Regions from separate parts of the Mus musculus genome. Here regions 1, 2, 3 and 5 are each linked to region 4. A link is a loop called in an ENCODE intact Hi-C map of the cell type or tissue named here. Cell type or tissue: left cerebral cortex. All regions are shown on one strand.

Evidence for each region. A loop is a pair of places that touch in the nucleus more often than their neighbours do. Peaks named below come from ENCODE experiments on the same cell type or tissue, not always from the same donor. Only the 100,000 strongest peaks of a DNase experiment are listed, where the experiment ranks them.
Region 1: a loop joins it to region 4, with 2.2 times the contacts of the local background. A loop is called at or near these places in 4 of 42 quality-filtered maps.
Region 2: it touches region 4 in a loop (2.9-fold over the local background); 11 of 42 quality-filtered maps call a loop at or near these places.
Region 3: it touches region 4 in a loop (4-fold over the local background); 35 of 42 quality-filtered maps call a loop at or near these places.
Region 5: a loop joins it to region 4, with 6 times the contacts of the local background. A loop is called at or near these places in 24 of 42 quality-filtered maps.

The regions. Positions count from the first base shown.
Region 1 is chr10:111,026,751-111,031,750 of GRCm38, forward strand. No RefSeq gene overlaps it. Among named protein-coding and RNA genes, the nearest start is that of Zdhhc17, 19 kb to the left of the region's middle. In left cerebral cortex, no CTCF peak of the experiment used is centred here; DNase peaks (open chromatin) are centred at 2,576, 2,889 and 4,956; H3K4me3 peaks cover 317 bases; H3K27ac peaks cover 945 bases.
Region 2 is chr10:111,006,664-111,011,663 of GRCm38, forward strand. Zdhhc17 (zinc finger, DHHC domain containing 17) reads right to left here and starts at 3,403. Exons shown (of 17, transcript NM_172554.2): 1 at 3,275-3,403. The coding sequence starts at 3,367. In left cerebral cortex, a CTCF peak has its summit at 2,737; DNase peaks (open chromatin) are centred at 2,814, 3,130, 3,336, 3,604 and 2 more places; H3K4me3 peaks cover 2,838 bases; H3K27ac peaks cover 2,726 bases.
Region 3 is chr10:110,987,601-110,992,600 of GRCm38, forward strand. All of the region lies in intron 1 of Zdhhc17 (zinc finger, DHHC domain containing 17), which reads right to left. Among named protein-coding and RNA genes, the nearest start is that of Zdhhc17, 20 kb to the right of the region's middle. In left cerebral cortex, CTCF peaks have their summits at 2,308 (motif pointing right) and 3,367 (motif pointing right); DNase peaks (open chromatin) are centred at 2,314 and 4,665; H3K27ac peaks cover 523 bases.
Region 4 is chr10:111,098,347-111,103,346 of GRCm38, forward strand. No RefSeq gene overlaps it. Among named protein-coding and RNA genes, the nearest start is that of Gm29916, 17 kb to the left of the region's middle. In left cerebral cortex, a CTCF peak has its summit at 1,915 (motif pointing left); DNase peaks (open chromatin) are centred at 941, 1,300, 1,909 and 4,937; H3K4me3 peaks cover 702 bases; H3K27ac peaks cover 365 bases.
Region 5 is chr10:110,973,748-110,978,747 of GRCm38, forward strand. Zdhhc17 (zinc finger, DHHC domain containing 17) reads right to left here. Exons shown (of 17, transcript NM_172554.2): 4 at 597-674; 5 at 1-145. Among named protein-coding and RNA genes, the nearest start is that of Zdhhc17, 34 kb to the right of the region's middle. In left cerebral cortex, CTCF peaks have their summits at 911 (motif pointing right) and 2,545 (motif pointing left); DNase peaks (open chromatin) are centred at 913, 1,799 and 2,466.

The DNA.
Region 1 (5,000 bases), 72 kb before region 4:
ACTGAAATTCCACACTGGGTAGAGCTTAAGCATAGGAGAACTCAAAGCCCACCCCCACAGTGACACACTTCCTCCAACAAGGCCACACCTACTCCAACAAGGCTAAGCCTCCTTTTAGTGCCATTCCCTGTGGGCCAAGCACATGATTCTATAGGGGACAAACCTATTCAAACCACCACACACTGTCAAATACAGTAGACAGCCACCATTGAATATCCCAAAGAAGCCAATGGCACCCCCATCATGGAATTTCTGTCTTAGGTATTTAATATGTCCTTGGGTCTCTTAGGAGAAACACAGTTAGGCGGTGAGTCTTACACCTTATATTTTACTTTTCCCGGTCAGTCTAACTTCCTCTAGATGCCTTCCTTAAATTGAGGCACTGTCATGTCCCCTTCATTCCCTTCATCTGTGTTTCAGGCACCCTTCCCCACCATATATTAAAATGGACTCCAGTGGCCTTGCTTCACCATAAAAACCTATGTTGTTAATGATAATTTTGTCCACTTTTATATCCTGCCCTGCCTGGCTTATTACTATCAAGATCCACTCCCATACCTTTGTTCAAACAAGTGATACTTTTTCTCATCAGAGGTAAGTGTGAGGGTGGGGCAGGGGGGGAGGCAAGAGGAGACTGCTCTCTCTAGGTCAGTTGTTCTCAACCTATGGGTTACTACCCCTATAGGCAGTCAAATGATTCCTTCACAGGGCTCAGCTAAAGCCATTAGAAAACACAGATATTTCCATGACAATTTGTAACAGTAGCAAAACTACAGTTAGGAAGTAGCAACAAAAATAATTATTATGGTTGGAGTCACCTCAACATGATGAAATGCACGGAAAGGGTTGCAGCATTAGGAAGGCCGAGAACCACTGCTCTAAGCAAAGCAAAGAGAACTGATTATTCAAACAGAATATGTATGCTTGGGATGTGTGAGTAGAACTGTCACAGGCTGAATGCTATCACGCGAGGTCTCAGGCTCCCATTCTTTCTCTGCCATGGACTTTGCTATAGATGACTTCTCTGGGCTGTCAATTTGATCTCCTTGGAAGTTCCGTTAACATGTTGTTCAGTCTTGGGTCTGCCTGACAACACAGTTTGCTCTACAGACACAGAAAACAAGCATCTTTTTCAATGCTGCCCAGAGGCTCTAATGGCTAGCTTTAAATGCTGACTTTACACAACTTATAATCTCCTGGGAAGAGAGTCTCGATGACCGATTGTCTACATTGGTTTGGCCTGTGGACATATAGGTTGGGAAGTATCTCGAGCTGATTGATCTGAGGAGACCCAGCCCATTTTGGGCAGCACCATTCCCTAGGCAGGGGACCCTGATTTGTCTAAGAGTAGAAAATCAAGCTAGCACAGGTAAGCAAGCAGCATGCATGTATTTAATGTTCCCTGCTCTTTACTATAGATATGATATAGCCAGCTGCTTCGATTCCCTGTGATTTCCCAGCAATGATGGACTATAACCTGGAACTGTAAGATGAACGGCAAACCCTTTACCCTCCCAAGTTGCTTTTTATCACGCTATTTTTATAACAGAAATAAAACTAAAACAGAGGGTTTTTTTGTGTTTTCATGGCCTGCCCAGAACTGAATACTGGCTCCTTGAGCCCATCTTTTCTTTTGAATCTAAATGCTCCCTTGGCAAAAGCAAGCCAGTCCATAGGTCCCATAATTACCTGTACCTTCAAAATGTTTAAAGACATCCCTATTTGTCTTAGTCACTGTTCTGTTGCTGTGAAGAGACACCGTGACCAAGGCAACTCCTCTCAAAGAAAGCATTTAATTGGGAGCATGGCGGCATGCAGACAGGTGCTGGAGCAGTAACTAAGGGCTACATCTGGGTTCATAGGCAGAGAAAGGGGGACTGGGAGACAGAGAGACAGAGACAGTGAGATAGACTCTGGGCTTGTAATGGCCTTTGAACCCTTAAAGCCCACCCCCAAGAGACATAGTTCCTACAACAAGGCCACATCTCCTAATCCTGCTAATCCATTTAAATAACACCACTCCCTGATGACTAAGAAATGAAATTTATCTGCCTATGGGGGCCATTCTGATTCAAACAGCACACTTGTGAACCTATACCATATCCCAATGATTTATCAATGAAAGTCTTAGCGATGTGACTGAGGCAGGGATACGCACACCTGCTTTCTACCAGCGTTGGAAGGAGTTCTGACCAGTGAGACATTAGTACTAGAATCCTTCTTGGGTAGGACAGGAAAATCTGCTTCCAAGTCTACGTTTACTATCAAATGTCTTAGTCCCGCCACAAGCCAGACTCTGATATGCGGGTTTTCATACAATTGGTTCATTTTGGGAAATGTTTGAAAAGAACAATAGGAGAGAAAGGTAACTAGAAGACAAGAAAGAACGCCAATGGATGTGTTTCACTGGGCACCTGGAGCCTGGTCCTGCTGGGAACCTCTGAACACCTGTGTCAGAATAAAGCAGGTGGCACAGAAGAGGACACACAGACTGACCAATCCCGTGCTGCCATTGTGAGAGCATTTACAGTGGCCACTCCCCCACCCACTGGATGCCTGCACAGAAAGGAAGCAGACAAGTTTTGCCAGGCATTTCGCGTTCTGTCAAAGGAGACCCAGTGTAAAATGCAAGGGTTACTCCATCCCCCTGAGGCAAAACGATGTCAGAGCACAGTTGCTATATGGCACCAAGGGCACAGCAAAGGGCAGGGGTGGGGGGCAAAAAAATACAAGGAAGAAATCAAAGAAGTCAGACACTCATGCATGCATCCCTTAACAGACTACATCCTGGTTGTTATTCTCTATGCCTGCCACCTATCTTAGATGCTAAACACATTAAAAATAGAAACACAGGATAGATTGGCGTTGTGAGCCCCAAGAAGACGACAGCACTTCCGTGGTGCTCCTGCCAAAAGCCAGATCCCAAATCTATGCAGGAAGAAATGTCTGGCAACCAAATTAAGGGACAAAATTTATACCCTGTACTCCTGCTCTTTCCCCCACCCCCAAATGTGACTGTTCTGAAAGACAAAATCTGGGGAGTTAGCTAAATACAAATCAAATGTGACATTGAGCCTGGGTTTTGTCTTGCTAACACAAGCGTCATTGGGACAATGTGTAAAGTCCAAGCATAATCTATAGGTTAAACAATGTATTTTGAATTGATGTTTATTTCCCAATATGTTCTATTGTATTGCAGATAATTTGAAAAGGTCCCCGTTTTTATGAAAATATACCGTGGTATGTTAGGCATAAAGAATATCATCTCTGAAATTCTCCAATAGAGAGTGACAGTAAAACTTTTAGAACTTGAGAAGAAAAAAAAGAAGATATGAAGGATATTTGATAGCTTTTTGTATGGATACTGTGAAATTATGTCCAAATGAAACTTAAATATTTACCACATGTATTCATGTGAATATGTATACAAATATGAATCTTTACATGTATGTATGTATGTATGTATGTATGCATGTATTGCTCTATGTATATCTATCTTAAGCACCTAGCAAAGGCTTCCTGTCACACAGAAGATGGCATATGTATGTTTGAGAGAGGAACAAACCAATGGCGGGTTTTGAGCTGTTTAGCACTGTCTTTTCCTTTAATGATAATTCAGGATATCCTGCTTAGAAGAGTTCTTTCACCCTAACACGTATATTTTCCTAAAGAAAATTGGACTTTGATCATGAATATTGGTTGAGTTCATAGATATAGGTAGACATTGGTTTTGTTTTATTTTGTTTTGATAGGAAAAATTCTACATATCCTGGAATTTACTACTGTGCTCCCGCTTGGAAAGGAGCTAAAAACCCATCAAGAAAGTCATTTCAGTGTGAGTTTCCTGAGCCAAAGAGCTCGACTCCACGTGGGATCACGTGACTAATAATTGGGAATAATTTGGTAAGAGTCAAAGGTTTCCAAACACGCCGTGACCAAATATTACTGCAAAATCAAGTGTTATGAATTTCAACACACAAGCTGTGCCCTGTTCATTCCTCTACTACACAGTGCTGATGAGTGTTGCTCAAAGCAGCTTAGCCCAGGTTCAGGATACCTGAGTTATATCAGTTGCCATACCTACCAAGTGTTCCGTGCTTATGGGCATAGAATGGTCTAGTGATGGAGACAGTAACCATCTTCCCCAGCACATGTCAACTGACCGCATTTGGATGGTATTCTGTTAGGCAAAGGCTGCCAGGTCATTAGAATGGAAACTTTCTTTCATCTCTAAGGAACAGGGAAAATTGCTTACATACCAAAGAATGGAGTTTGTTGTTTTTAGAGACAGGGTTTCTCTGTGTAGCCCTGGCTGTCCTGAAACTCACTCTGTAGACCAGGCTAGCCTCAAACTCAGGCCTGCCTCTTGCCTCTCAAGTGTTGAGATTAGAGGCGTGCACCACAGCTAGCAAAGAACTGCTTCAGAGTCAATCTCTTTATGATTTATTATCAGCAGTGTTTGATTTGTCTTCCTATTTTATATAACTATACATCCAGAGTTCCGTTAAAATCTCCCAGGTGTAGAGGGCAAAAGCGAAGGAATCCCTGGTATAAGTAAAGGCAACAGAGTTCTAATTCTCTGGAAATAAACTTAGTAATAAAATTGTATCAAATAAAAGAAAGATTACAGACGATGGCATTTTTTTTTTCAACTGCACGTTCAAAGTATTTAAAACATCACCTAACATCTGTTTGTTGCTTCATAGCAAAGTCTTAACGCTATCATGTAGTTTTCCGCTGAGAAGGAAACAAGCTGACACTCAGAAAACAGCAGGTGAGAGTTGGAAGAGAGCTCCAAGGAGCCAGCCCTAGTCACTGGTGCTTGAACATGGTTAATCCCCTCACTTCCTTTTACATAATCCAGCCAATTCTTTTTATAGCCACAGCTAGTTTGAGTCAGGCTCCTCGAAGTTCGCTACAAAACCTGTCACCACCAACACACACGAAAACCGAAACTGGTGGTTTGTCACACGCGGAGACTTCACCACGTTGGAGATGTA
Region 2 (5,000 bases), 92 kb before region 4:
AAAATGTTTCATTGCCCAGTAACTGCATATCTGTCTTAAAAGGGTTTAGTGATGGGCAGTTTGCACACAAATCAATGAATTAGCAATATCTGATTCTAACCACCTATCTAGACACCTATCTAACCTGGAGGGACACAGTCTTGCTGTGTAGCTCTCCCTAGCTTTTGTTTCATCTCCTCAGGCATGTTTATTACAGGTGTATTTGCATGTTTGCTAGCAGCTAAACTCTCTTATCCTACAAATTATTTATCCGTCTAACAAATACTTAGAAAATATTTTTTGTGACAGTATTAAATCCAAAGAAAAAAGTAAAACGAAACTTTTCTACAAAATGTAAATCCAATAAATTAAAAAAACACGTAAATTGGGTGGTGGTGGTGGTATACTCCTTTAATTCCAGGACTTGGGAGGCAGAGGCAGGCAGATCTTTGTGAGTTCAAGGCCAGTCTGGTCTACAAAATGAGTTCTCTGACAGCTAGGACTACACAGAGATACCCTGTCTCACCCGCCCTGCCAAAAAAAAAAAAAAACTTCAATACATATAAATTTCTAAATTACTCAAAAAGAAAGCAACACTTCTTCTGATAGTAAGCGTGGAAAGATGCCCTTACCAGAGCCCCTAAAGTGTGTTCATTGATGAATTTTGACATATATTCCCGTACGGTTAAACAAAGTCTGGAAACATCGATAGTTTCTGATGAACAAATAGGAAAAAAGCTTTAAGAAGTTTTTACTTTCTATCATTTAATTATTGAGGATTCCAAATTAGAATCCAGGACTAGGGATGAGGTGCTGGTAACAGGGGCTTGCCTAGTATGCACAAAGCTCTGGGTTCAAACCCCAGCACTGCGTAAACTGGGTGTTGTGGCACATAGCTGATCCAAGGTAAGAGAACTAGAAATTCAAGGTCATTCTCAGATACAGAGGGAGTTGAAGGCTACAAGGCACCACGCCTGGGAGAGAAAGAAGAAGAGCAGGAAGGGATGGAGATAAATAAAACAGAAGCCGTGACAGAAAGGTAACCCAGTCAGTGTGACACAAAAGCCTGGGCTCTCCATTATCTCCTTAATGGGCCATTAGTTAAGCAGCATCATTACCATCATCATCATCCCAACTTCACACACTCTAGACAAACAGCATGCCCCGTTCTGCTCCTAGCACACTGTAAGGAGTGCATCAGGTCTACCGCAGGAGCAATTAACTAACCACAGAAAATGAGGACTATTTCAGTCGGTCCCCAACGTTCCAGACTTACACTTACTAGACCTAGTGCTTACTTGGCAAAAGAAGTCTCTATCTTACCAATTTCACCTCTGAGCAATAGGGAAGTTGATTTTCTAGTAAGATTCCATCTGTTAAATAACAGACTGGTGACACCTTAAGTTCAAGCTCTCTATATACCAAGCAATCTCTAGATTTACTAGTAGGTTAAGAAAAACAACAACTGTTTTGAGACACAGTGCCCCTATGCAGCCCTGGCTGGCCTGGAACTTGCTATGTGGATTAGTCTGACTTCAAACTCAGAGACATTCCTGACTCCCAAGTACTGGGTGTGAATGACCACACCCTGCAAAATTATGTTTAGGGTAACAAACAACATACATTTTTACAAAGAGGAAAGGTTTTTGTTTTTGTTTTTGTTTTTTTGTGTGTGTGTGTGTGTGTGTGTGTGTGTATAGTTTGGTCTCACTGAGCCACAAGCTGGCTTCCAACACATTATACTCTCAAAGATAGCTTTGAGCTCCTAATCCGTCTCTCTCTACCTCCAAACATCCACTGAGTGCCACAGTACATTAAAATACATAAGACACTTTTAAGTGCTTGAAATATACCCACAGGAACCGATGAGCAGAAATATTCCTTAACCCCAAATACAACACAACATCTGAAAACTTTCTGGACATATTTTAGGACCTTGTGTAAACCAAAAGAAATCTTTCTAAGTTTATTGCCACTTTAATTTTTCAGAAAGTTTCTTCTTACTGCATAGCTGTGTCAGAAACCCAAAACAGTCTTTTCTAATGAGACTTGTCTCAGCATATATTTCTAAGAAACTGTCTCAGTTTGTGTGTGTGTGTGTATGTGTGTGTGTGTGTGTGTGTGTGTGTGTGTGTGTGTGTATGATCAAGTTAAGAGATAATAGGGTATTAATACGAAAGTGGTCCTTTGTATTTACAATTAAAAAAAAAAAAACAAGACACAAAAGCCAGGAAGAAATAAAATCAATCGAATGCAAAGTAACCACGTTTATTCGAACACCACGGATCTGGACACCATTCTCAACCTCAAAACACGACCTGAGTTCTGCAGGAAGCTGCGCTACACTTTCCTGCCCTCCCCGCATCTCACCGTGCACCGATGATAATAATAATAATAATAATAATAATAATAATAATAATCAACAAACCTGGATACACAAAGAATTGCTTCCAGGCCTTTACTAAACACAAACTCAGCTACAAACTGGGAGGTAAACAACGGGCAGAACCTGACGGCTCCGGCAGAGAAAACTGTTCCCGTCCAGGAGATACAAAAGAAAAAACGGTGGGAAACGTGTTGCGCTGTCTACCCTCCCTGACAGTCCCCAAACAGCGCTACTTTGTGACAAGCTAATGGGTGCGTGCGTTTATTCGCCAAAGTTCAGACCCTCTCTCTTTTTGTTTTTTTGTTGTTTTCTTTTCTTTTCTTTTTAATAGCCTAAGGGCAAACACACCCCGAAATTCGCTGTCCCCAGCGGCGAGCTGGTTGCTATGGCATAATCTGGAAGGACATCACTTTGCCCAGGAAAACTACGATCCCCGGGGAACGAGTGAACTGATGGGAAGGGTCGTGTCATCCGCCACCGAGAAAGAGGGGACGAGGAGAGAGTTAAAACCAAACAGCAGATCGGCTGCCTCCCCTGCCTGGGGAGGCTTGGAGCGAGACCAGGGGCTCCGGCCGAGGTTCCAAAGTGTCAGCAGGCCCCCGTCGCCCCTGCACCCGCAGGCAGCGCGGCGACACCACAGGACCATCGCCATCCCCACCTCTGTCCTCCAGGCACCGCCAGGGACGGCGTCCCAGAGCCCGCCCCGGCCGGGCCCGCCCCGCTATCTCCTCCCCCGTTATCCGCTCGCTCGCCGCCGCGCTCGGGCCTGGACTCGCTTTCTTCAGCCTCCCCCGGGGTCCCGCCACAGGTCACCGCGCCGGACGCCTCGGCCGCCGCCCCGGGCGAGGCTGAGGGAGCGAGGCCGCGGGACCGCAGGGTCCCGGGAAGGCGCTCGGCGCCGTCCCTCACCTCCGGGTGGAGAAGGGGCACGCAGCCCGTTTCGGTCTCGTACTCATCCGGGCCGTCCGCCATCTTGGTGTTAAATCCCTCCTCCCGCTGCATGCTGGGAGAAAGCGTTTCAGCCTCGCGGGGCTCGGCAAGGCGGAGGGCGAGCGCGAGGGCGAGCGCGAGCCCGGATGAGGGCGACGCGGCGCCACCGCCACCGCCGCCACCTCCTCTTCCCTCCGAGCCCCCGGGACGCCCCCTCAGCCCCTCCCGCCGCGGAGGGCGCGGGTCCCGATGCGCGTGCGCCGGCCCGGCCCGACCCGGCCCGGGGCTGGAGTGTGCTCTCTGCTGCACTGCGCCGGGGCAGCGGACCGCGTTGGGCGTGGGCGCCGCGGCCCGGGGGCGGGTCCCGGTCGGAGGCCGATGCTGCTGCTGCTGCTGCTGCTGCTCCTCGGCTCCGGCCACCCGGGAAAGGCCGCGCGCGACACAAGACGGAGATCCAGAGCCGCGCAGGGCAGGGTCCCGAGCCTTCCAAGGGCTGGAAGGGCTTAGGGTGTGACCCTGGGAGAGCAAGGATGCGTTCTCCTCGCCTCCGCACCTGTGCCTCGGGGACACCGGGAGAAGCAAGGACAAAAAAAAAAAAAAAAAAAATTGGCTTCCTTGAAAAAGCTTTTGTTGTGTGATGCCCTCTTTGCGATTGAGCTAGGGCATTTTTTTTTAAAATCCTTGCTTTTGACAAGGTCAAAGCCCCACACTTTCCCATCTGCTGCATTTTAATAGGGACCCGGGGATTCAAAAGTGAAACCTTTTTAAAATGAAAGCTCTAGAGTGTGACCCAGATAAAAATGATTAAAGCCGGCTTTAAGAGGATATTGGGGTTGGGAGGGGGCTGATGGAACAATTGCAGAAAGGATTTGTTTCTGGTTTGGGCTACTAGGGATTGTAAATCTCTACAGCGCCAGGGAACATTTAGCAAAGAGCGATCTGATTAGAGATTCTGATACTAACCAGTCCCCTGTCAAAGCCAAATCAGCCAAAGATCACCAGAGGGGAAAAAACCTGCAGTCGGACAAAGCCAGATTTACTGGTAGATCGGGAGGAAGGCACGTCAGAGGAAAAAAGGATGGGGCATGGAAGAGGAAACCCCTTTGTAAGGTTTATATTCCCGCCAAAAGAATCTGAGGAGGGTCTGGGGAGAGCTGAGATCGGTTCTGGATTGGACATAATCGATTCTGAGGAGGTGAGGAAAAACCAGGAGTAACAAGGCATTGGACGAGATCACGAGGCTAGGTCCGTTCAATACTGTGCTCTCCCAGTAACAAATGAAAACGGCAAAGTAGACCTAGTATTCGTCGGTAAACGGGCAGTAATCACTCAGAAAAAGGATGAATATGCTATTTTATAGCTGCTTCTGGTGGGGGGAAAGAAGCGGTCTCTTTGGCGCTGCCTGTCTCTGTGTGTATCCTCTCAGCAGGGCTTTTCCTTCCGGCACGGACCGATTTTCTTTTCTTCTTTTTTTTTTTTTCTTTCTTTCTTTTTTTGTCCTGGCAGAAACCAGAAACCATGCAATTCTAAACAGAATTCCTAGTTTTTCGTTCACAGCACCGAAATTTTCTTCAGTCACGTGTCAGCATGAACAGACTCTTTTTTTTTTTTCCTGTAATATTACAGGCTCGATCTCCTTACCCTTAGGCTTTTGCATTTACCCAAATCTAGGGGAAAAAAAAAGAGTAAAGAAACAGTTGAGAGG
Region 3 (5,000 bases), 110 kb before region 4:
AGCCAGGAAGGGCTACATAGAATACCTATCTACAAAAAGAAAATTAATTACTTAAATTAAGTATTTGCCTACTGTACAATTTTTGAAAATGTCCTGTCCCCATACCTGGGAGGAGAAGAACTTTCCTGGAGTCCTGCGATTCACTTAACATGTTTGAGTTAGAGTTGTATATGCAAGACTAGATAGTACCCATCTTCTTACTTAAAGACAGCTGCCCCTTTCTAGTAGCACTGATTTGTGGCGTCAATGTATTTCTGACATTCTACAACTAACAGTCACACACAATCTTCTCCTGGGCTTCTCTGGTTTTGATGTTTAGATTTAAATACAACTGCAATCATTAGTGCTATTGACCAAATACTCCCATGTCTCAAGCACATAGATTCTACGACCCTGGCCAAGTGTGTGTAAGTGAGAGATCCCTATTTTTAACTGAATATGAACAACAAATATATGCCTCTCGCTTTCTTTGGGTCATAGACACTGGCAATGCTCTCAAGAGTAAAATAGTAATTCTGGGTCCAAAAGTAGCCCCTGCTTACCCTAAAGCGTGCATGGATCATGAACCAGTAACCCTTGAGCTGTCAACATTTCAGAGCTGAGACTTCAGCAGAACCTGTGTATCCTAAGGAGTATAGTCACGAGAGCTATGTATTTTGTAAAGTACCACACAGATCGATCTCTAGAAATCATCTTTATTTTTAAAAGGTGGTTATAACTAATATATGGCTTTGCTAATTTATGTTCACAGATTTCTTATATAAGAAAACTTTCTTATTCTTATATAAGCAATAACTTCTTATGTACATATGAGTATCAATATAAGAATATCTCTTTGAACAGTCTAAAGAACAATCTAAATTTCCTAAAAGTAGGTGGTACTGTTTTCTCATTTTCATGCCCAAGTACTAGCAAAAATTACCAAATTACCTATAGTAAACACTTTACCAGACTGATTCTAATCAAGGATTGTGTGGGGTCGGATTGCTTGCTGCAGGTATTGAGGCAGACTACCTTAGACTAGCTTAGCTCCCGAACTGCTTTTCTCTAGAGGAACCCCTGCTGGCCTTGCTCTGTACCCCCTCAGCACCTCAGTCCATCCATGCCTCTGCCTCTACTACTCTCTTCCTATGATCAGGCTTAGCACGGAAATGAGCACACTCAGCAACGTTACAGAATCTTCCATGACCTGTTTACTTTTTTCTTCGACTTTAGTATCTACCATTCTCCTCTACCCACACTACACATCTGTAAGCTGTGTCCTCCAAAATCCTTGCTGTCTTATACCTTAGCTCATGTTAGTCATCCTACTTAGAAGATGTCCTCAGGCTTAGGCCTTTAAATCCTCCAGTTCACAATCTGAGCATCACTTTAGCTCTCTGAGACACTCAGCTAGCTCCCCTCCTACCTGAGCTCCCTTTCTATGCAAACAAATCATCAGGCATTGTGTGAAAGAATTATGTTACTTCACCATCTCTTTTGTAACAAACCTAGTGGCTTAAAGCAACACAAATTTTTGTCTTAGGCTACTGGATCAGAAATCCAAAACCATTGTCATGAATACCTATGGAGATATTCAAGTACTTGCTTTCTCAACTGGGACATCCTGAGAGTTCGGACGTCTACTCCCTCTCCTTGAACAAACTTTAGTTAAGCTCTTTTGAACACTGAGAAAATGTCTCACTAACCAGCCCAACCTGGCTTCAAACTTGTGAACCTTGAGCTGCTTCCCAAATGCTGCTGGTAGTACAGGCTCCAGCCACAGTGTTCAGTTGCGCCCCTTTCTTGACCTAGTCTCCTGTCCTCATTTGGTTGCACAGCCCAAGTTTAGCAAGAATACTACTGGGTAAGTTGAGAGATAATCGCTTTAAATTCTTCAAAGAATCTTCTCTCGTTAAATTGTCTCTATATTGGGCAGGGTAGAGGTCATAAAGAGTTGTGGGGTAGATGATATCTACTTCGGGCAAGTTCAACCTCTGTCCTTAAATACAAGAACCCTTGTCAGTCCCATGCTTAGCAGTGTGATCCAGGGGGGAAAAAAAAACGCTCAGAGAAAGCGGTACCAACACCTACTCTACACAGGGCATCCAGGGTAAGCACTGTCACTCTGAGAATAATCAGCACTGAGATACATGGCTCTCCTTCACTCGATGGTAAATGTATTTCACTGCACCAATAAATCACACAAAAATACTGCCCGTTTATTCTTTTTGATACTGTGCTGGTTAGATTTTTTCAACTCAGGTAAGCACCTACTTACAGATAAAATGGCTTGGTTTCTTGAACTTTATTATGAAACTGCCCTCCAGGTGGCAGTACCACTTTATACCTTCACTAACAATACAAATGTTTTCCTCCCACTGAGCTTAGATTTATCAGACTTCTTGCTCTGGAGACCTGAAAACACCAAACCTTCACACACTTCAGTTACTATTTCCCTACAGCAAAACAAAGAAAGCTTGTCAAACTGGCCTGGGGACTTAGCAGCAGGAGGTCAGATTATCTTGACAAAGTGAGGATGCATGCTTGACAGGAGATGGCTTAAGAAAGGATGGACAGAACATGGAACACCTACAACTCTTCTAGGGAAGTTTTGTTACTAATAAGAGCAGAAGCCAGAACAGAAAGGAGACCTAAGGAAAATAATAGTGTTTGGTTTGGTTTCAAAACTGGAGAGAGACTTGTTTCCTCACTGATAGAAATGGTGTGGTGAGGCCACGAATTGGTGGGCAAGCAAAGCCCAGGAGTCTGTGTAGCTGTCATATGCAGCATCATATGTCAAATGCCAATGACAGAAATCAAAATCTGGATAAACTGACCTACATACTGTATTTATTAACTAGAATATCCATCATAAAGATGCCATTCTCCTCAAATTTATATATGTGTGTGTCTGTTTAGTGCAATTTCTATCAAAATCCCTCAAGATTCTTTGTAGCTACAGACAAGGTTATTCTAAATTGATATAGGAAGAAACCTGTTATCTTCTAAAAGTCAATTTTAAGAACTATTACAAAACAAAAGTTACCAGCATCGCATGGGGCTGGCTTAGTTTTAGACACAAAAAGACTCCAGAAACAGAAAAGAAAACAAAAACAAACCCTAAAAATTAAAACCCATGTATTTGCTCAAATATTTTTAACAATATAAAAGCAATTTAAGAAAAGAGTTTTTATTCGAGGCCAGCCAGGGCTACACAGAGAAACCCTGTCTCAAAACAAACAAACAAAAAAAACCAAACAAACAAACAAACAAAAAAAGAGTTTTCGGAGATGAATGGGAATCCATAGGCAAAATTAAAATTAAAAAAAAAAGACCATTTTTTTAAGATTATTTATTTTATGTATGTGAATACACTGTTGCTGTCTTCAGACACACCAGAAGAGGGCATCAGATCTCATTATAGATAGCTGTGAACCACCATGTGGTTGCTCGGATTTGAACTCAGGACCTCGGAAAGATCAGTCAGTGCTCTTAACCACTGAACCACCTCTCCAGCCCCAATCAACCCAATTTTTCAAACTCAAATTACATAAAAATCAACTCAAAACTTATTACAAAACTAAATGTTAAAAAAAAAAAAAGTATAACCTTTAAAAAGGCAGTGAGACCAGGCATCTAAAGGCTAAAGATTTCAAAGGAAGGAGCATACTAGTCCACAACGTAATCTGGACCTTTGTTTTCTAGCCTCCAAACTGGGGAAGGGCTCTCCACAAGTAAACCGTCTGGTCTGTTATTTGATCCCAGCAGCCCTAGTAAACTAGTGCAGACAGGAGATACTTTACCAAAGATACAGGAAGGAAGATATACAGGAGAAAGGATATTTACTATCATCAGCCACTTCCCGAGTGGCAAACATCACAAACTACAGGGTGGGTTAGAAGTGTCCAAGGGTGTGGTTGCCATATCAGTCCTGTAATCCCATCACTCAGGACACTGAGGGAGGAGATTGCAAGTTCCTGGTCAAAGTGGGCTGGCTACATAGGAGATGTTATCTAAGAAAGAAAAGGGGTGGGCATCAGGCTGAGAAGATAGTTCCTCAGATAAAGTGATGACTTTAAGCCATATGGACATAATAAACTTGTCTTTAATCCCCAGCCCTTGGGAAACAAGGGGCAGGTTCTCCAGTAAGCTAGCGAGACTAAGCTAGCTGGATGGTGAGCTCCAGGGTCAGCAAGAGACTACCTCAAACTATAAGGCAGAGAGCAACCAAGAAAACCAGTATCAACACACACACACAAGCACACGCACACGTGTGCACACACACACACACACACCACATGGGGGGGGAGGGGAATACACACACACACACATACACAGTGAGTGGGTCAGTCATAATTTAATAGAATTGCCGTCTCCACATCTATTTTTAAGCTTGACATAAAATATCTGAAAACAAGTGCTACCTTGTCATCTCTGGCCTACTTAAAACTTCCCTACTTGAGTGACTGCAATATAGCTAGTTTGTTCTTTATTTCCTAATCTCACATCAAACAACCCCACAGCTGTTAGCCATGATAAAACCTAACGGTCAGTTGTCAGTGCCCGTGTAAATGAGGCACTCACTCATCCGTGTGCGCTGTGGGGGCAGAAGACAGCTTGGCAGACAGAGGTGCTTGCTGGGGAAGCTCGCCTCAATCCCTGGAATCTGCACAAGGCTGAGGAGACTCAGCTCTGTTAAGCTGTCCTCTGAATACGCGTGCTGTGTCACTATGCAAATCATGTGACCCACACAGCACGCCTGCACATTCAATAACTAAGCTTTGGCTAGCAAATCCACACCCTTTCTTTCCCTTCCCCAGCAAGGTCAACACTGCCACCCTCGTGACCCTTCATAAAGGCACATCAAAAGTTGTCTCCTCTCTCTCCCTACTTCCAGTTCACCTTTAGCCCCTCATACTTACTGCAAATGTCTTCTGTTTCTTGCACTCAGGTCTCACCTTTTAACACATACCTGATCCTAACTCCACACCCCTGCACCCCTGCCAGCACTCTCCTAC
Region 4 (5,000 bases):
CACCACACTGAGTCCTGAGTACTACCACATAGACATCTGAGTACTACCATACAGAGTGAGTCCTGAATACTCTGAAGAGTCCTGCAGCTCCTTCTAGTGATTCACCCAAACTGGTGTAGTCATAGAAACCCCTCTAAACAAAACTGAAAGAAATATATCTTTGAGCCAAATCCAACCCATGGAGTATTAGCTCTCAATCTCTAACATACAAAACGATCAGGGCAAGATGGCTGCCACCTGTTAACGGGCACGTTTGAATTCGCTGTCTCCTTGATGCCTCACAACAGCTGGAATATGTCTGCTGTTGTTGGAGTTTTTGTCTGTTTTGTTTTGTTTTGTTTTGAGATTGGCTTTCTATCCCAAGCTGTCCTCTAGGTCCCTACGCAGCCAGGGGTTTCCTTCAATTCCTGATACCCCTGCCTCCAACTCCCAAGTGCTGGGACTACAGGTATGCACCACCATGCCTGGTTTATGAAGTGCTAGAGATAGAATCCAAGGCATACAACCACTCCAGCAACTGAGTTACACCCCCAGGCCATTGAGTTTTGGGGAGTTTGTCCAATATGGATAGTTTTGAGCGCTTGTTTGAAAGTTCTGGCAGGGGACAATGTAGCTACTCGTGAACCCTTGACTTCTCACACCCTAACATCTTAAATATTAGCGGTTCTCAACCACTAATGCTGGGACCCTTTAATACAGTTCCTCATGTTGTGGTGACCCCCAGCCATAAATGTATTGTTTGCTACAAATTATTTGGTGCTATTTTGCAACTGTAGTTTTGATACTGTCGTTGTGTTTTATAAAAAAGAAAGAGACACCAGGGATATGTTTGGTGGAGGCACAGTATGGTGTGGGGGTGTGCTTCTGCGAGGCCCATGCTGAGGCATCCCTTCCCCCTGAGGGACCAGTCACAGGACTATAGTAGTGAAAAGAGTTTATTTAGGGCATGGGGAGGGGAGTTGAGGGGGTAGTAGAGACAGAGAAAGGCAGAGAAAGAGAGGCACACACACACACACACACACACACACACACAGAGCAGAGGAGTAGAGGCCAGCCATGAGCATGTGTGGGGGTGGAGGGGTGGAGAGAGAAGAAACAGAGGGGTAAGAGGGGAAGAGAGCAAGAGAGCCAGAGAAGGGCTGTGAAAGTCTTTTGTATCTGTGTATGAATAGGGTTGAAACCACTGAGGCTGACATTTCTTAGCAAAAAGAAGATAATGAAACAGGTTGCCATTTCAACCATCTTTTGAGGTTATATACTTATTAAGAATCACTGCACTGCCAGAGCTGCCTGCCTGCATGGCTACAGTCCCCACACTTGGGAGGCCGGGCAGGATGATCAAGACGGCAGCCTTAGCATAATAAGCGAGCTTGAGGCTGTTCTGGGCAACATGAGAACCTATTTAAGAAAAAAACAAAAAAAGTCATATTGCCACTGTAAAGGGTTGTTTTTGTATCTGTCTGTTTTGTGGGTGTTTTGATACATAGTAACCTCTGAATTATAAACACCAACCAGGTCCGTAAGCATCCCATTCATTTCTGCATCCACATCCCTTCATTTCCTGCTATGTGCACCTGGTGGTCATTGTGTAGAGTTAAAATGACTGACATTTGTTGACTGTGTTCAGTACTGATGCATTTCCATGCCTGTAGGCATCGATAAAGTACAAATTATTTTTATATTCGTTCTTAGGAAGGAATCCAAAGCACAGGAAGGTTCCGATCAGTGTTTAGCTGAGCCTAAAGTGTCCATCAGTTCAAGCAACAATCGACTTAGGAAGGCAAATAAGACATATTCAAATATAAACAAGCAGTTGAGTTGCCTGGTTTTCAACAAAAGGCAGTTGGGATTTGATTGGCATTTATTTCCTCCCTTTGTTTGGTTTGACATCGAAGCTGCTCTAGTGCCACCTGCTGGCCAGGATGGGGAACTATCTGACTTTCCCTGTAATTGTATTTATTCCAGCAAGATTCTTCTATATATACTGGTCATGTAACTGCAGTTTTTAAATGTCTGGCCTATGGCCCCCCCAAATAAACACTTGACGTGTATTATTTATATCTGGATAGATAGATGGCCATAATATTGATCTAAGGTAGAGCACTCCAATTTATAGTCCAATTTTTGTATATTTCCAGACACCTCAAGATAAGCATCACAATATAGAAGTACATGTGTCATGAATACATGTTTCACAAATCCTGGTATCACTATCATTTTGCATAGGATAAAAGGGAATTATTAGTGATTTTCAGAAAGCTGTGACTTCAGCATACCTTAAGCTTTGATTGTGCAATTCTTACAAAGTGGTTTGTAAGTGTGATTTTATTTTAAGATATCTTATATTATGTCTTAAAATAGGGTGTAACATCTTCACAGGGCTTTGGGGGGACTATAGTCAATGAACTGCAAAAAAAAGTGGTTCGATTATTTAAATTACAACCCTGAGGTGAACTGAATTCCTTTTCGTGTGTGCACAAATCTGCATGGCAAAGCACTGACATTTTAGGCCCGGGCATGCGTGCTTGAATGCAGCTCCCCTTCAGAGTGAGTAGAAAATGGCCGGCCCTTTCATGTACCAAAGGAAGGGTTTGCACTCTGCCCCCAACACGATTTCTACCACAGAATAAAGCCAGTACCAGAAATACAGAGGCAGGAGGGGGAGAGAATTTATTGGAAATGGAAGTTACCAACACAGAGAACAGCAAGCAACATTTAATCTAACACTGCTGGGTCTCGCTAAGGGATACATTAAAAAAAAAAATAGGCAAGTTGCTTATAGAAAGAGAACCCCTGAAGGAGAGGGGTAATGCAGAACTACACAAATTACATAGAACAACCTTCTCCCTCTTTCCCTTCTCCCCTCCTTCCTTTTTCTCTCCCCCTCCTTTCTCTTTCTCTCCTTCCTCTTCCCCTTCCCCCCTTTTTTCTCCTCTTTCTCCTCCTATTCTTCTCACTCCTCCCCTCCTCCCTCTCCTCCTCCTTTGCCTCCCACCTGCTCTCCTTCCTCCTCCTCCTTCTCCTCCCCCTTTTCCTCTCCTTCTCTTTTGCTCTCCCAAACTTTATTAATGGAAAAAACAGTGTTGGCCAAGCTATGAAGCACAATCAGTTTTCTGGAATCCCACTTGCAAACACCTGACACTTGGTTTCCAAATGCTCACACAGGAAGCGCACAAGGTTCCGGGTTGGGCTAAACAGGTAAGAAGTTGCAATCCTGATGCTCGCGTGTTCCGGCTTTGCCCAGTCTGTAATCTGTCCTTGAATAGTAATCTTTGCCCAGTAGCTACTATGCCCTCACTCGTTTTGTCTGTTAGCTTGCTGAACTCTTCTTCCCTATGTAGAATTTGAGCCGCCTGGCCAAGAACTGCATTTCTTATGTCAAAACTAGGAATTTGTTTAAAGCAACAGCATGCTCTCTTTTGTATGAGTTGCCTTAGCAGCTATGGCTTGTACTACAGTCTCCTAAAGGAACTGTGGGTTGTCTTAAGCATTCCCAAGCAGCCATGATGAGTTTGAATCTGAAGGAGGCCAGCCACAGCCATTAAATTAACCCTAACGCTGGAATTATTTACATCCATGTTGACCAATGTCCATCTTGAGTTGCAGTTTAAGTAATTTTTGACTTATCAGATTCTAACAATATGTAAAGTTTGAGGTGTCTGTGAGCAGGGCCTCTCTTCTGCTCTGTGAGCTCACCTTGGGGAACTAGGGTCTCAGATAACTCAGAAAACCACAGCGGTTGGAGCCAGTGGCTTTCAGGTTCTCTTCTCACGAACTGGAAGAATGAATTCCATGACTCACAGAGGGTGAGTTTTAGTAAGAACGGTTCTATTGCAGAAAACTCAAAAAGGAAAAAGTCAGGGTCCCCATGCCACTGGGTTCCCAGAAAGTGGGATTCCAGTGAGTCTCCCAATGAGACCTCACTGGATGGAGGCCTGGAGCTGGGGTGAGCCGATCAAGCCCGCTCCCATTCCTGGTCTCAGCCCTGACATCATATTTGGTTTCTGGGAAAAGGGTTCCTTTAGGCCAAGGGAGATAAGGCAAAACTGCTTCTATTTCCTGGCACCCGTGGCCTCTGGCCAGGACAGAACCGAAAGCACTTAGGCTTAAATATCTCTGGCATCTTTGGCCTCCAGCGAGGAGGATGCAGCTGGTGGGACCCAGAGTATTTCCTGCTTTAGCAGAGGGGAATCTGTGCGTGTTTGGAGCCGATTAATCCTGCATTGATGCGGTAGTTTCCATGTGTGGTTCTTGTTACCAAGTTTGTTTTCCAACAGTGTTTCTTTATCCAAGACTAAGCGTAAAACCAAGCCACCAATCAGCAGCTTCTTGCGCATTCCGAATCTTGAAAGGAAAGCGAACGCCTCCGAGACACTTTTCAAAGAACTTGGACCAGTCACTGCTGTGGATGTTTCTTAAATCACCTATGCCTTCAATCTTATGAGCGTCAGACTTTCTGGTCTTCAAGACAGACAATCAAGTTTCTAAATTCTGTTTCATCTTTGCAGGTGAAGCAGACAGGATTCTGGCAGCGGAATCAAAAGCTTGCTTCATTCAGAACGTGCCCCCCCCCGCCCCCCCCCCGCCCCCCCGTCTCTCAGGTTGCTGCCCCGCCCCCAGCCCCACCCAGGTGTAGTAGCCGCAAGCTGAGGGATAATATAGATAATATTGATTCTCTGATCCTTTATAGTCGTGCTTTTGTTTTGATCCATGAACTGACCGGATGTAGACTGGCCCCCTCCGCTCCTCATACTCAAATCCATGTAAGAAAGGGGAGGCTTGTAGGTGTCAGAAATGGAAAGACTCAAATTCAGAGTAGCGAGTGAGTAGTGCCAAAGCTGGGGGTGTCACGGTCACAGAGCACCCAGGATTGGCTATTGTCAAGCGGCATGGCGTGAGTCATCAGACTTCACGTCCGTCCGTCCGACCGTGAGGCAGCAACCGCAGAGAATAAGCAGCTGACTTAGCTAAGAGAAGTGCTCCGTTAGCTTCCTGAACAT
Region 5 (5,000 bases), 120 kb before region 4:
CTGTCCTTTTGCTATAAGATAAGCAACAATTGAGGTATGTCCGAACTGAGCAGCCAAGTGGATACAGCTGCATCCTTCCCCATCAATTAAGGAGGGGTCTGCACCATATTTCATTAGTTGTACAACCATGGATAAATGGCCTTGTCTAAAAAACAGGAAGACGAGCATTTAGACATTAAGTGATTCCAAAGTCTTCTAGGAAAGCGCAGACTTGAGGAGCGTAAGGATGGAATCAAAGCACACATTTTATCAAGTTGCTTTAAAACAAGACACAGGAGTTCACAGTTCTTCAAAGTCTTAATTGGAGCAACAGCTTTGATAACTTAATGAAAGCATAGTAATTATTAAGTGAGTTCATTCCAATATGATCTTAAAACCCCCAAAAAACCTATTTAAGTAAATGCATGCATACTTCCAAAGTATTACAATTGGATTAGCCTGCTTCCCTAGGAACAACTTGTAGCTTTGTTTCCAGTGAAGATAACACTGGGCAGCAATAAATAAATGATTGACTACATCAAATATTAGCATTATCATTTAAAAAAAAAAAACTAAAGGAGCCTAAGGCGAAGCATGATATAGAAGTGAATGTACACCTTGTGGCCCAGTGCAACGGAGTTGAATTCAGGTCTCCTCCAAGTTGATCCACAATAGCACCTTTCGAAATATAGTATCTGTAAAATAAAATTTGTAGTAATTTATAGAGTGTTCATCTTCAACTTTAAGAAATTATGTGAAAAATAAAACATCTTCCACTATCAACCTACTTTGTGCCTTTGAAGATAAACAGTCTTTTCAAAACCTTCCACCTACAATCTGTCCTGCCTGCAGGATATGCTGGGATAATGACGGCGCAGAACTTGTGAGAGTGGCCAACCAGTAACTGGTACAGCTTGAGGCCCACACCACAAGAGGGAGCCCACGTTTAACACTATGTGGATGGCCAAGAACCAAAGGCTGGTAAGCCCAGAGACCTGGGATAGAACCAAATATGACTGGCAAAAAAAAAAAAAGACAATGAAATAATTTCTACTGACATCATTGTTCTATACTCATAGATCAGTGCATATCTCACTGATCATTAGAGAGGCAAGTGATCCAGCAAGTGATAGGAGCAGATGCAGAGACTCACAGCCAAATACTGGGCAAGGCAGGGGAGCCCCACAGAGGAGAAGGAAGGACTTTAGGAACCAGAGGGATGGAGGATACCATGAGACCACAGCCCACAGTATCAACTAAGCAGGGCTCATAGGAGCTCACAGAGACTGAAATGACCATCACAAACCTAGAATGGGTCTGACCTAGGGCCTCTGCATATACCTTATGGTTGCAGAGTTGTTCTCATGAGAGCCCTAACAGTGAGAGTGGGGAGGGGTACCTGTGACTCTTTAGCCCACACTTGGAACCCTCCTCCTCCTAACAGGCTGCCTCATCCAGCCTTGACGTGAAGGTTTGTGTCTAATCTCATTGTAATTTGTTTTGCAGTTCATATACCTGGGAGGCCTTTTTAAAAAAACAAACAACAACAACAAAAAACGGGGAAACAGAGGAGTAGACCTAGGTGAAGAGGGAAAGTAGGGGTAAGACTAAGAAGAGAGGAGGTTGGGGAAGCTGTGGTCGGGATGCAATGTATGTAAAGAATAAAAATTAAAATAAAAAGAGTAAGAAAACCAAATCATATAAAAAGATATTCAGGCAACCACAAAGATCTGAACAAACTTTTGGAATCAGTAGCTGAGTCCAGAAGAGCCAAGAATAGCCAAGGCACTGTCTACTTCAGTGAAGCTCTCCTCTCCTCTCCTCGGAGGGTGAGTAAGGATTAAATCAAGCAGCAGGCACAGAAGATGCTACCGCCTATAAATGAGAAAGGAAACCCTTCACTATGCCCTATTTGCTATAAAAAACATGGTTTTAAAAAGAGAAAGGCAGCTTTGCTACTTAATACACTACTGTCACAGCATTTTTATATACTCTGAAATGAAAAGACCTAGCTGTTCTTTGTGATGCTTAATTATGGACTAATCAACGCAATGAATCAAATATAAATGCCTTTAAGGCATGAGATAAACACTTCCCACATAAATAGCGACATAGAATTGACATATAATAACACCATTCTAAGTGATTTTTAAATAACAAATGCATTCACACTTAAGGAACACAGTTCTAAATTCTTAATATAACCATTCTTACATGTTTAATTCAGAAAACATTGCTTCATATAAATATGCATTAAACTGGTCTTGTAAAATTGCATATAATAAAGCGACCAAGTTCTCCATCATGCAACATAGTTAAAGAAACCCAGCAAAATAGTTCCAGGATGTGGGTTTCTTTTTTCTTTGGACACAAGGTATCACTTTGTAGCACAAGCTGACCTGGAAGAGGAGTAGCTGGGATTAAAGCTGTGTCACCACCATGCCTGGGTTCTATTAAGAACACAAACGGTGGAGGCTGGAGCCATGGCTCAGAGGTTCCCAGGAACTACACTGTGGCTCATAGCCCCCTAGAATGAGATCTGGTGCCCTCTTCTGGCCTGTAGGCATATATGCAGGTAGACCACTTATACATAATAAATAAAATCTTCTTTTTAAAAAACACACACAAATGTTTACATAGGTCTGAAGTGTCTGATTGAAAATGTTTTGAAAAGACTAGAATCTAAAGCAAAAAAAAAAAAAAACTCCACTGGGATCTCTTTTTAAACAATCTTATTCTTTTCTATAGACAGTTTACATCTTGGGACTCATTTTTACTTGGTGAATTTATACAATTCAAGTCAGTGTTGAGTAATTATTAAATGATTTCCAAAAAAAGTGACTTCCATGACTTTTCCTTCACTGTAAAGTCCTGAAAGAGAGTACTATGTTTTCATAATATGGTATTTGTACCCCAGATGTAAGACCTAAGCTCAAATTGACAACATTTAAACTCTTATTTTGTACAGCTTGTATTCACATTTTTAATTATGTGTATGTGTGTGGGTTTATACACATGAGTAAAGTGCCCAAGAGGCTAGAAGAAGATGCCAGTCCCCTTGAAACCCAAGACGCAGGCAGTGGGGAGCAGCCTGGCATAGGTGCAGGTGCCGGGGCCTCTATAAACTACTGAACCATCTCTTCTCCTCCTAACTCGCTCTTATATTTATTTTTATATTCAAACCTCTGTTCAATACTACAAAAAAAAATGTTGTTTAGGAGACTGGTCTGGTACTGCTATATTTTCAAATGCTAAGTACTAAGCCCCCAAATCTGGTTGGCCCCTGACAAAATCCTCCCATACAACATATTATGTTATGTTACCCTGCTCCCAAAGCTCTTTGGGCTATAAAAGGCTATAAAGCCTGTGGTTGGGCAGTATAAGGTAGGCCGGCTTTCAGATACCTGGCTGGAGGTCACAGGTATAGAAAGGAGAGGAGAAGAAAGAAGTCCAAGGAGGGGATGGATTGTGAGCACATAGCCATGAGGTACATTGGCTGGGATGTGAGTTAGAACAGCTCTGAAACCTGCCCAGTCTAAGCTCACAGCTTGTAAATAAAAGACCTGGACTGTGTGTCTTTTACACGGACTAGCAAGAATTTAGAATTCATTTTATAGGGTATCATCAAAGAATGTTCTTGCAGGCACTAATATTCCCTAAGTTTTGAAGAGGGACATTAACAAGTATTTAAAAGACAAAAGCCAATAGCTACAAGACTAGTTTCACCCACTAGAGTCAATCCAGAACACGTTTTAAATGATTAAGGAATTGGTGGTGACTGTTGCCACCAAAGCAACTGTTCAAGATTAGCTTGTAACAAAAGCCATGGTCCATGGGCCACAAAGTACAATTAGCATCACAAGTGGGTGTTGCAGCAATAAGGGAGCAAGTTGGCTCCTGGAAGTGCTACTCAAGGTTCTTTATGCCCTGCAGTGTTGGATCTTAGAACATGACTGCAAACTGTAACTGCAGTTCAAATCCAAACTGTTCTTTCAATGTGCAGAGTTCGTTTTTTGTGTGTCCCTGGTCATCACCCTATGGTGAAGATCCTCAACCTCTTTTGTAGCCTAGGTGAGCAGACTTAGCTCCCCCAATAAGCGATGAGAAGAATGTTTTTTTATTCCGTCCCTACATATGAGGAGCGCAAGTATTTTTATTTCTTTAATTTAACCATGCAAAATGTGTTGACTTGACTGATTCACATGTAACTTTTTTCTCATATCTGTATCTGAGGGTGAATCCAGAGGAACGACTGTGATTGTCACAGGAAGCCGACTGTATTATTTAAGAGAATTCTAACAACTCCAAAGGGGGGGTCAAAAAATCACAGGAAAAAAAAAAAAAAGCTTCTTCAGGACAGCTAAAGAAATAAACAAACAGGAAGCCCACAAAATGAGATAGAATCTTTGCCGTGTGTGTGTGTGTGTGTGTGTGTGTGTGTGTGTGTGTGTGTGTGAGAGTGTTTGTGTGTGTGTGTGTGTGTGTGTGAGACATATGATAAAAATCCTGAATATACTAAGAACTCAAAAAGTTTAAAAAAAAAAAGATTCCCTATGAAACTGACTTGAGATCTAAACAGTTTTCAAAAGAAGAACGAAAACTGGCTAAGGCATGTGTGAGCAGCTATGGTGGCACACAACTTTAATTCCAGCACTCAGTGGACCTCCATGAGTTCAAAGCCAGCCTGGTCTATATAGTTTCAAGACAGCCAGAATTACATAGAGAGACCCTGCCCCCAAAACAAACAAACAAAAAGAAATAACTCAAAACTGCTCACTGCCCCAGCAATTAGGAAACTGCAAATCAACACAACTCTCAAAACTCATCTCACCCAGACAGAGTGGCAAACATCAACAAAGCAACCAGGAACTAAGACAGGGACGTGGAAAACGATGTGCGGGAAGTGAACCCCATTCACTACTGGAAGAACTGCAAACTGGTCCAGCCACTGTGCAATCAGAGTGAAGAATATTCAAAACTCTAACGATAAGTCTATCATTCGCCCCAGCTCTATAAATCCC